Regions from separate parts of the Homo sapiens genome. Here all the other regions are linked to region 1. A link is a loop called in an ENCODE intact Hi-C map of the cell type or tissue named here. Cell type or tissue: HCT116. All regions are shown on one strand.

Region 1 (2,500 bases):
ATCTCTGCCCTTAACAGCTCCCTTGCTGGGAGTCAGTGGATATCTCTGCCCTGGGAGGTCAGATCACCCCCTACTTCCCACCCATGAAAGTAGCAGCTACTCTTTTGGTGACAAGGCAGGACCACAGGGGCTGTCTGAAGCACCACCTTCAGGGGTTTAGCCTGGCCCACCTGAACTGGGGAAGGGACAGTGTCAGGGAAGTTTCCTGCAGTTCTGAGCAGGGCTCCGGCACAAGCCTTCAGGGGCAAAGCCTCTGACCCAGGCACCAATATTAACCTACTCCAGAGATTGGTGACAGGGACTCATTCGTGCACCGATGTTTACCGAATGCCCACCACATGCCAGCACGGTGCCAGAGCGACGGGCAGATCACTGAGAACCACACGGGCACACCTGAGAAGGTTAAATGTGTGACGTGGCTACACAGCCTGCACATATTAGTTGCTCATTAAATATTGGCTTCCTTCCCGTCCTCCCATTTGCCAGGCACGCTCCTACGGAGAGGCAGCGCCCAGCACAGAGCAGTGCATTCAGCAGCCCACATGCCAGTGCCCCAGAAGGACAGGCCACACCTACTTCCCGCCCATGAAAGTAGCAGCTGCTCTTTTGGTGACAAGGCAGGACCATAGGGGCTGCCTTGGCCCATCCCCTGCCCATCCCCTCCCCATCCCGGGACAGACCCAGGAGCGAGCTCGACTTGCGTGAGGTTACCCAGCAGGGCAGGGGTGCGGCCAGGTCTCCTGCGTCCGAGACCCTCTCTCTCACTGGCCCTCTTAGGAAGCGCGAGGCCCTTCCAATCCCCTTCCTGTCTGGGCTCGCCTGGCCCCAGCGCTCCGGTGAAGGCAGGGGTTCTCGACCCCAGCTGAGAATCACCGCAGTGTTGGAGACAGGAAGCAAAGCCCCAGCCCCAGCATCCCGGCCATTCTTGGACCTGGCTACTGAGCGTCCGAGGCAGGGGGCTCCAGGTGGGACGCGACATCCGGACACGAGGAGCTCCCAGGCGTCGCTTGTGAGCTGCACCCCGTCTGTCCGCAGGCCCGCAGGGAGGCTGTGGGGTCAGGAAAGAGGCAGCCAGGGTGAAGCTAGTGGGCATGCTGCGACAAGTTTGGCAGGACTTGGGATTGCGGGGACAGCGGTGCGAAGTGCCCGTCCCGGGGACGGAGGTGAGAACAAGAGTCCGAGGCGTCCCCTCTCAGGAGTCCACGGTGGAAGACTGGAGTCGGAAGGGGGAGCCCTCCCCGGGGACCGCGGCTGGAGATGTCCGCTCCCGGGAGGACCCTTCCTCGCGGCGAAGGCGGGGAGCTTGGGACGCGCCACCTGCTGGCGCAAAGCTTGGGGTCTGCGCGGTCTGGCCGCGCCACCTGGTGGCCGCTTGGGAAAGCGCAGCCCGGCCGCAAGACCTCGCGGGAGCGGAGGGGCCGCGGGCGTGTGCGGAAGGATTCCTCCATCAGCTCCAGCACCCCGCGACCTCTGAGCCACTACCCCATCCTGGGGCGCCTGGCCTGGACTAGCTGCCCCTCTTCTGACAGCGCCCACTCTCGCAGCCCCTATCGTCCCCGGGGATTGGGCCTCCCCGAGGAACCCCTCTTCCGCCTCGACGCCCCCTCTGCATCTCTTTGGCTGTGTCATCTTGAACAAAATCGCTTACCGTCCCTGATCTTCAGTTTCTTCGTATTCTAAAGGCGGGGAGGGCACTAACAATACAGCATTCAGGGCTGGTGGACCACTGAACGGGACGACCCCCACAGCGGCTGGGTGAGTCGCACCAAAGGCTTTGGTCCAGGTACCGGGAGGCTGGAGATGAGATGTGCAAGCGGAGCAGGGCACTTCTGCACCCATAAGTAGGAGATGCAGCGGGTGACCGTCAAAATCCCCTCCCCTCCTGAGTCTGGGAGCTTCCGGGGCAATTTCCAGGACCCCCGCTTCCCGGAGGTGGACTTTAGCCAACCTGAGACCCCGCAGGCCCTCCCATGGAGCCAAGTGATGCTGGGCAGTTGACGATGATCCCCCAAGTGAGTCCAAGCCAGGCAAGAAGCAGCCCCCTGGGATCACCAAGAGAAACCGAGCTTGGAGAAGACGAAATACTACCTCTTATTAGGACAGGGTCAGTTCCAGTTTGGGGGAGGCCTCGCTGGCTGGAGGGCCTTTCCCGCTTCAGCATCCCTGCCCAGGACCCCAGCCCTCATGCTTCTCCCAGGCTACTGTCCTCACAAACTGTCCCCACAGGGAGGCTGCAGGGAGCATTGGATGAGAGGCACACGCAAGGCTCAGCCCAGGACCTGGCGCAAAGTAGGTGTGCAGCAAACGCTGGCTGCTCTCCTTGGTGTTTCTGTGCACCTAAGTCCCACCCAGCGTCCTCCCTTATGTGGGAGATGCTGCAGAGTAGAGACTCAAGGATTAAAAGGGAAAAAAAGCAATAAGGATGAAAAAAGGCACGATCATTTTATTTGGGCAGCTCAGAGTCTGGAGAGGAGAGGACAGGTGAGAACATTGTTATCCT
Region 2 (2,500 bases), 230 kb before region 1:
TGGATGGAGCCAAGGGCTTGCTGTGTTTCCTTTTTCAACTGGATCTGAGTCATGCCTCCCTTTGCCTCCCATTGCGGCCCTCCTCTCCTGGATTTCTGGAAAAATCAGGCTGTCTGTGTGTTTTAATTTATGCTGCCTTCCTCCCTTCCTTTCTTGCTCTTTTCATACTTGCCAGCCCATATATATTTAGCTCTTTTCATATTTCTTCATAAATCATTCCTGCAAGTCAAGTCCCTGAAAATGTTTCCCCTGAAATCCCTCCAAACAGTATTTGAAACACTTACCTCCTGATAAATGCATCATGGACAATTTGGCCTGTCACTGCTGCCTTAGTGCCAGGAGAAAGACAATAAGGAAACTGGGGTGCAGGCTCTGGCACTCCGTGCTTTGTATACCCTTTCTTTTAAAGATGCTGATGGCCAGACGTGGTGGCTCATGCCTGTAATCCTAGCACTTTGGGAGGCCAAGGCAGGCAGATCACTTGAGGTCAGGTGTTCAAGACCAGCCTGGCCAACATGGTGAAACCGCAGCTCTACTAAAAATACAAAAATTAGCCAGGTGTGGTGGTGCATAGCTGTAATCCCAGCTACTCAGGAGGCTGAGGCAGGAGAATCGCTTGAACCCGGGAGGCGGAAGTTGCAGTGAGCTGAGATGGTGCCATCTCACTCCAGCCTGGGGGACAAGAGCAAAACTCCATCTCAAAATAAAATAAAATAATAATGAAATTAAATTAAATAAAGATGCTGAAACAGCATTGAAAGGTCCGGGGCGTTAATTTACTTTATGGTCTTCACAGGGGAGGAATAATCTGGGGTGAAGGGTCTGGGCTGTAGCATCTAAATGTCTGAGTTAAAATCCTGTCTTGGTCACTTATCTGTTGTGGAATCTTGGCCAAGTTACGTGACTTTTCTGTGTCTCAACATCCTCAGCTGTAAAATGGGAACGAGAGTTTACCTCACTAGGCAGTTACGAGAATTAAATCAGTTCATTCACACCATAGCATGTTGCCCGGGACATGGTAAGTGCTTGACAGATTCTAGCTTGTTGTTGCGTTTTTTCCTGGGTCTACCCAGTCTCCATCCTTTTCATCATTATTATTGGCAGAACCCTTGTTTTATGTTGGATGCCAATATAACCCGAGTTTTAAAATAATAGCTTTTCCTGCCTTCCCTTGCAGCCAAAAAAAGTCATGTGACACAGCTCTTGCCAGGGAGATGACAGCTGGAATGGTGAGTAGTGCACCCAGAAAGCTTTTTAAAGGGAGCAGACTGAACTGTCGTGTTCCTGTCTGTCTTTCTCCCCTTCCTCCTTTTTCCTGTTTAGAATGTGAATGTGATGTCTGGAGCTTCAGCAGCCATATTTGGACCATGAGCCCAATTGGAGAATGATAGTCCTGTGCCCAGGATGATGAGACAGAAAGAGAAAAGGAGCCTGAGTCTCTCCTCCCAGATGGCGCTGTGGAGCTGCCGTACCAGCCCTGGGCCGCCTGACTTTGGACTTCTTGTAACCAAATAAATGAATAAATAACCCCGTAATCTCTGTAAGCCCCCACTTGTCAGGTTCCTATTAGCAGCAGCAATGTACAATTCCTAACTGCTGCAAGCATAGTTTCCTGATGGGGAGCAGCTCCAATCAGAACTGGATAAGATCCTGAAGTGGTTTGCAAACTGCATTCTGCAGGAGCTGAGGGGTCCCATGAAGCCCCCTCTCAGACTGGAGATCAGGGGTGGGAGGAGTAAGGGACCACACTGCCTCTCCCCACCTCATCTTTTTTCCAAGTTTGTTTTAACTTACTGTAGGGGGAGACGTGGCCCAGTTAGGCTTTGCAGAAAGAATAGATTTCAGGACAAAAAAAATTAAAGGTTTGGAAGTCACTCTTCTTGTCCAACCCCCTCATTTTACAGATGAGTGATCTGAGGCCCCCAAAACGTCTTGCCAGTTAAGCTCAGCCAGGCAGAGCCAAGAGGAGAACCCAAGTTTTCTGCTCTTTCCGGGGGCCCAGCCAAGTGCTGGAACTGCCACACACAAAAAAAAGCTGATCCAAAGAGTTTACAATCGCTGACGAAGTCCCAACCCACCGAGCTCTGATGGGCTGCCTGCTCTTGGGGGAATTGGACAGGGCCCCTCTGGTTAAAACTAATGAGGGCTGGGAATGCCCTTTCAGGGCCCTGGGCAGCCAATTTGCCCTCCTGCTGAGTGAAAGTTGGACCCGGTTCCTCTTCTGTCTTTACAGTAATTCATTCACTGTTTGTTTATTTTTTTTAAAGCACACACACATTAGATGTGTGAAGCAAAGGGGGTGAATGGGTGGCATGAAATCCTCAATGCATGGGGCTCTTTGTCCCTGTTCTTGTAGTTCTCCTTTGCAAAATGCTCGCTTAATCAATTCAAGATCAATGGATGCTAAGTCGCAGCTGTAAACACCATCTCATTCAAGGTCAATTAGAGCAGCCCAGTGTTCTGTAGCAGGAAGTTTAACTGTGGGAGGGGGACGGGGAGG
Region 3 (2,500 bases), 100 kb before region 1:
CCCATTTTCCTCTAGTACTCCTCCTGCAACCCTAAATAACTTTCTATCTGTATAAATTTGCCTATTCAAGATATTTTATATGAATGGAATCATACAATATGTAGTCTTTTGTGGCTGGCTTATTTCACTTAGAAGTTTTTCAAGGTTCATTCATAGTGTATGTAGCATGTATTAATACTTCATTTATTGCCGAATAATATTTCATTATATGGATATGACACATTTTATTTATCCCACTCATCATTTGATGGATATTTGGCTTGTTTCCACTTTTTGGCTATTAGGTATGAATAATGCTGCTGTGAACATTTGCATGCATGTATGAATGTATGCTTTCATTTCTCTTGCTTACACACCTAGGAGTGAAATTACTGAGCTATGTGTTAACTCTATGTTAACTTTTTAGGTAACTGTCAAATTGTTTTCCAAAGTGACTATATCATTTTACATTCCCATCAGCGATGTATGAGCATTCTAATTTCTCCATATCCTCAGCAATACTTGTTATTGTCTCTTTTATTATAGCCAATCTAGTGGGTATAAAGTCATTTTGATTTGCCCTTCTTCAATGGCTAATGATGTTGAGCATCTTTTCATGTGCTTGTTGACCATTCGTGCATCTTTGGAGATGTGCCTATTCAGATTCCTTGCCCATTTTAAAATTGCATTATTTGTCTTTTTATTGTTGAGCTGTAAAGAATTTATATGTTTTTTGGATACTAGGCCCTTATCAAATACTTGTTTTGCAAACATTTTCTCCCATTCTCTGGGTTGTTTTTTCATTTACTTTAAAACTTTCCTAACTTTGGTGGAATCCAGTTTATCTATTTTTCTTTTGGTACTTATTGTATTTAAGAAACCATTGCCTAGTCCAAGGTCAAAAAGATTTACTTTTATGTTTTCTTCTAAGGATTTTATAGTTTTAGCTTTTATATTCAGGTCTGTTAATTTTGAGTTAATTTTTGTTAAACTTTTGAGTTAATTTTTGAGTTAGTTTATGTTAAATTTTGAGTTAATTTTTGTTAAATTTTTTATTACTCTTTCTAAAAACATTTTTAAAGTGCTGTGAAAAATATGGAATAACTTACGATTACAGGGGAGAATTTCTGACAATTTTGCTTTTTCATTCCTGAATTCTGAAGATTTATACCTGTCAGGAATTTGGGGACACTAGCTGGTGCAGTTTTGTCTGCCTGATAGTAAAGGCCCTTAGGTAGTTTACTCTTTGAACAGGTGGTGGCAGCAGAGCTTTAATGAATGTAAATTCTCATTTTTTCCCTAAACTTAGTGTTTTATGTTTAAGAATCCTGTATGTATTTGGACTGCCTTCTTTTTGATAATAGGTTGTTAAGCACTAAGTTTAAAGTTCCTTTTAAGATTATTTAAGAATTGTTTAGAGCTTAGAATTTTAGGGGTTTGTTTTTGTTTGTTTGGGTTTGATTTTTCACCATGAGTTTATTCAGACTTCTGTTTGTGAGTCTAGTTTGTGGAGTATGGACATGATTTGCTTGAGGTCTTTAACCTGCGGACACAGTTTTTTTTAAATTTCTCTAATGTGTTTTATCCACCTTTTCATTATTCACTACTACCTCATGATCTTCATAGAGAGGTAAAGTAATAGAGTAACAGTCAACATGTTCGTTAGTGTTAAAGCTGTTCTCAAGCTTACTCCTGAAACAAGTTGGCAGATTTACATTCTGATTTTGAGGATAGATAATATAGAAGTTGGACCCATGAGTAACCTTTTTTCTTCAGCAATAAAAACTATATTATATAATCTCGTGACTGGACCTCATATGTCTTTTTTAGATCTAAATATTAAACAGTAAAATTACATGATGCCAGTATTCCTTGACAATTGTTTTCAAGACAATAATAGAGATAACATTTATTGAGCACTTAGTGTTTGCTAGGCACTATGCTAAATGCCTTGTGTGCATTGCCTTTTACTCACAACAGTTCTCAGAGGTAAGTACTATTTTTGCCCAGAGTTTCTAGAGGAGGAGTTGGGCTTAGCGTAGAGAAGTTAAATAATTTGCCTGAGGTCACATTAGTAGATGAAGAGTGTGTGTGTGTGTGTGTGTGTGTGTGTGTGTGTGTGTGTGTTTATGAGCAATTATATTGCACTTTAGTGTGTGTATGTGTTTTACAGAGTTGATGGTATACTAGCATTATTCTGCATCTTGTTTGTTTTTAAATTCAACAGTCTGTTTTGAAGATGTATAGCTCTTGCTGCTACATGTACATATTTGGTCAATTTCTTTACCTAATGAGTAGATAATACTTTGTATTTGTTTGACTTAGCTGCTGAAAAATAGCATATCCTGGAATCTCACCAAATTTTAGCTTTACTTCATGTTTCCACTAGAGGGTGTATAAAATATTTGACTTAATTTTTTTTTCTGTTACTAAAGCTATAATAGTAATGGAGTAATGTGTTGTTTCTTGTTATAATAATCAGAAAGAAAAATTTTAATGAATATAACAGGTATGATACTCT

The links. A loop is a pair of places that touch in the nucleus more often than their neighbours do. Peaks named below come from ENCODE experiments on the same cell type or tissue, not always from the same donor. Only the 100,000 strongest peaks of a DNase experiment are listed, where the experiment ranks them.
Region 2: a loop joins it to region 1, with 10 times the contacts of the local background. A loop is called at or near these places in 30 of 110 quality-filtered maps.
Region 3: a loop joins it to region 1, with 10 times the contacts of the local background. A loop is called at or near these places in 83 of 110 quality-filtered maps.

Annotation. Positions count from the first base shown.
Region 1 is chr10:117,215,639-117,218,138 of GRCh38, reverse strand. No RefSeq gene overlaps it. Among named protein-coding and RNA genes, the nearest start is that of KCNK18, 19 kb to the right of the region's middle. RefSeq lists enhancers at 1,053-1,192, 734-1,251, 1,223-1,272, 1,769-2,286 and a silencer at 1,463-1,522. In HCT116, CTCF peaks have their summits at 1,138 and 1,341 (motif pointing left); a DNase peak (open chromatin) is centred at 1,328; H3K4me3 peaks cover 806 bases; H3K27ac peaks cover 429 bases.
Region 2 is chr10:117,448,670-117,451,169 of GRCh38, reverse strand. All of the region lies in intron 1 of LOC105378502 (a long non-coding RNA gene), which reads right to left. Among named protein-coding and RNA genes, the nearest start is that of PDZD8, 74 kb to the right of the region's middle. In HCT116, a CTCF peak has its summit at 1,458; a DNase peak (open chromatin) is centred at 1,459.
Region 3 is chr10:117,318,999-117,321,498 of GRCh38, reverse strand. The region is part of intron 2 of PDZD8 (PDZ domain containing 8); the gene reads left to right. Among named protein-coding and RNA genes, the nearest start is that of PDZD8, 55 kb to the left of the region's middle. In HCT116, CTCF peaks have their summits at 1,244 and 2,364; a DNase peak (open chromatin) is centred at 1,234.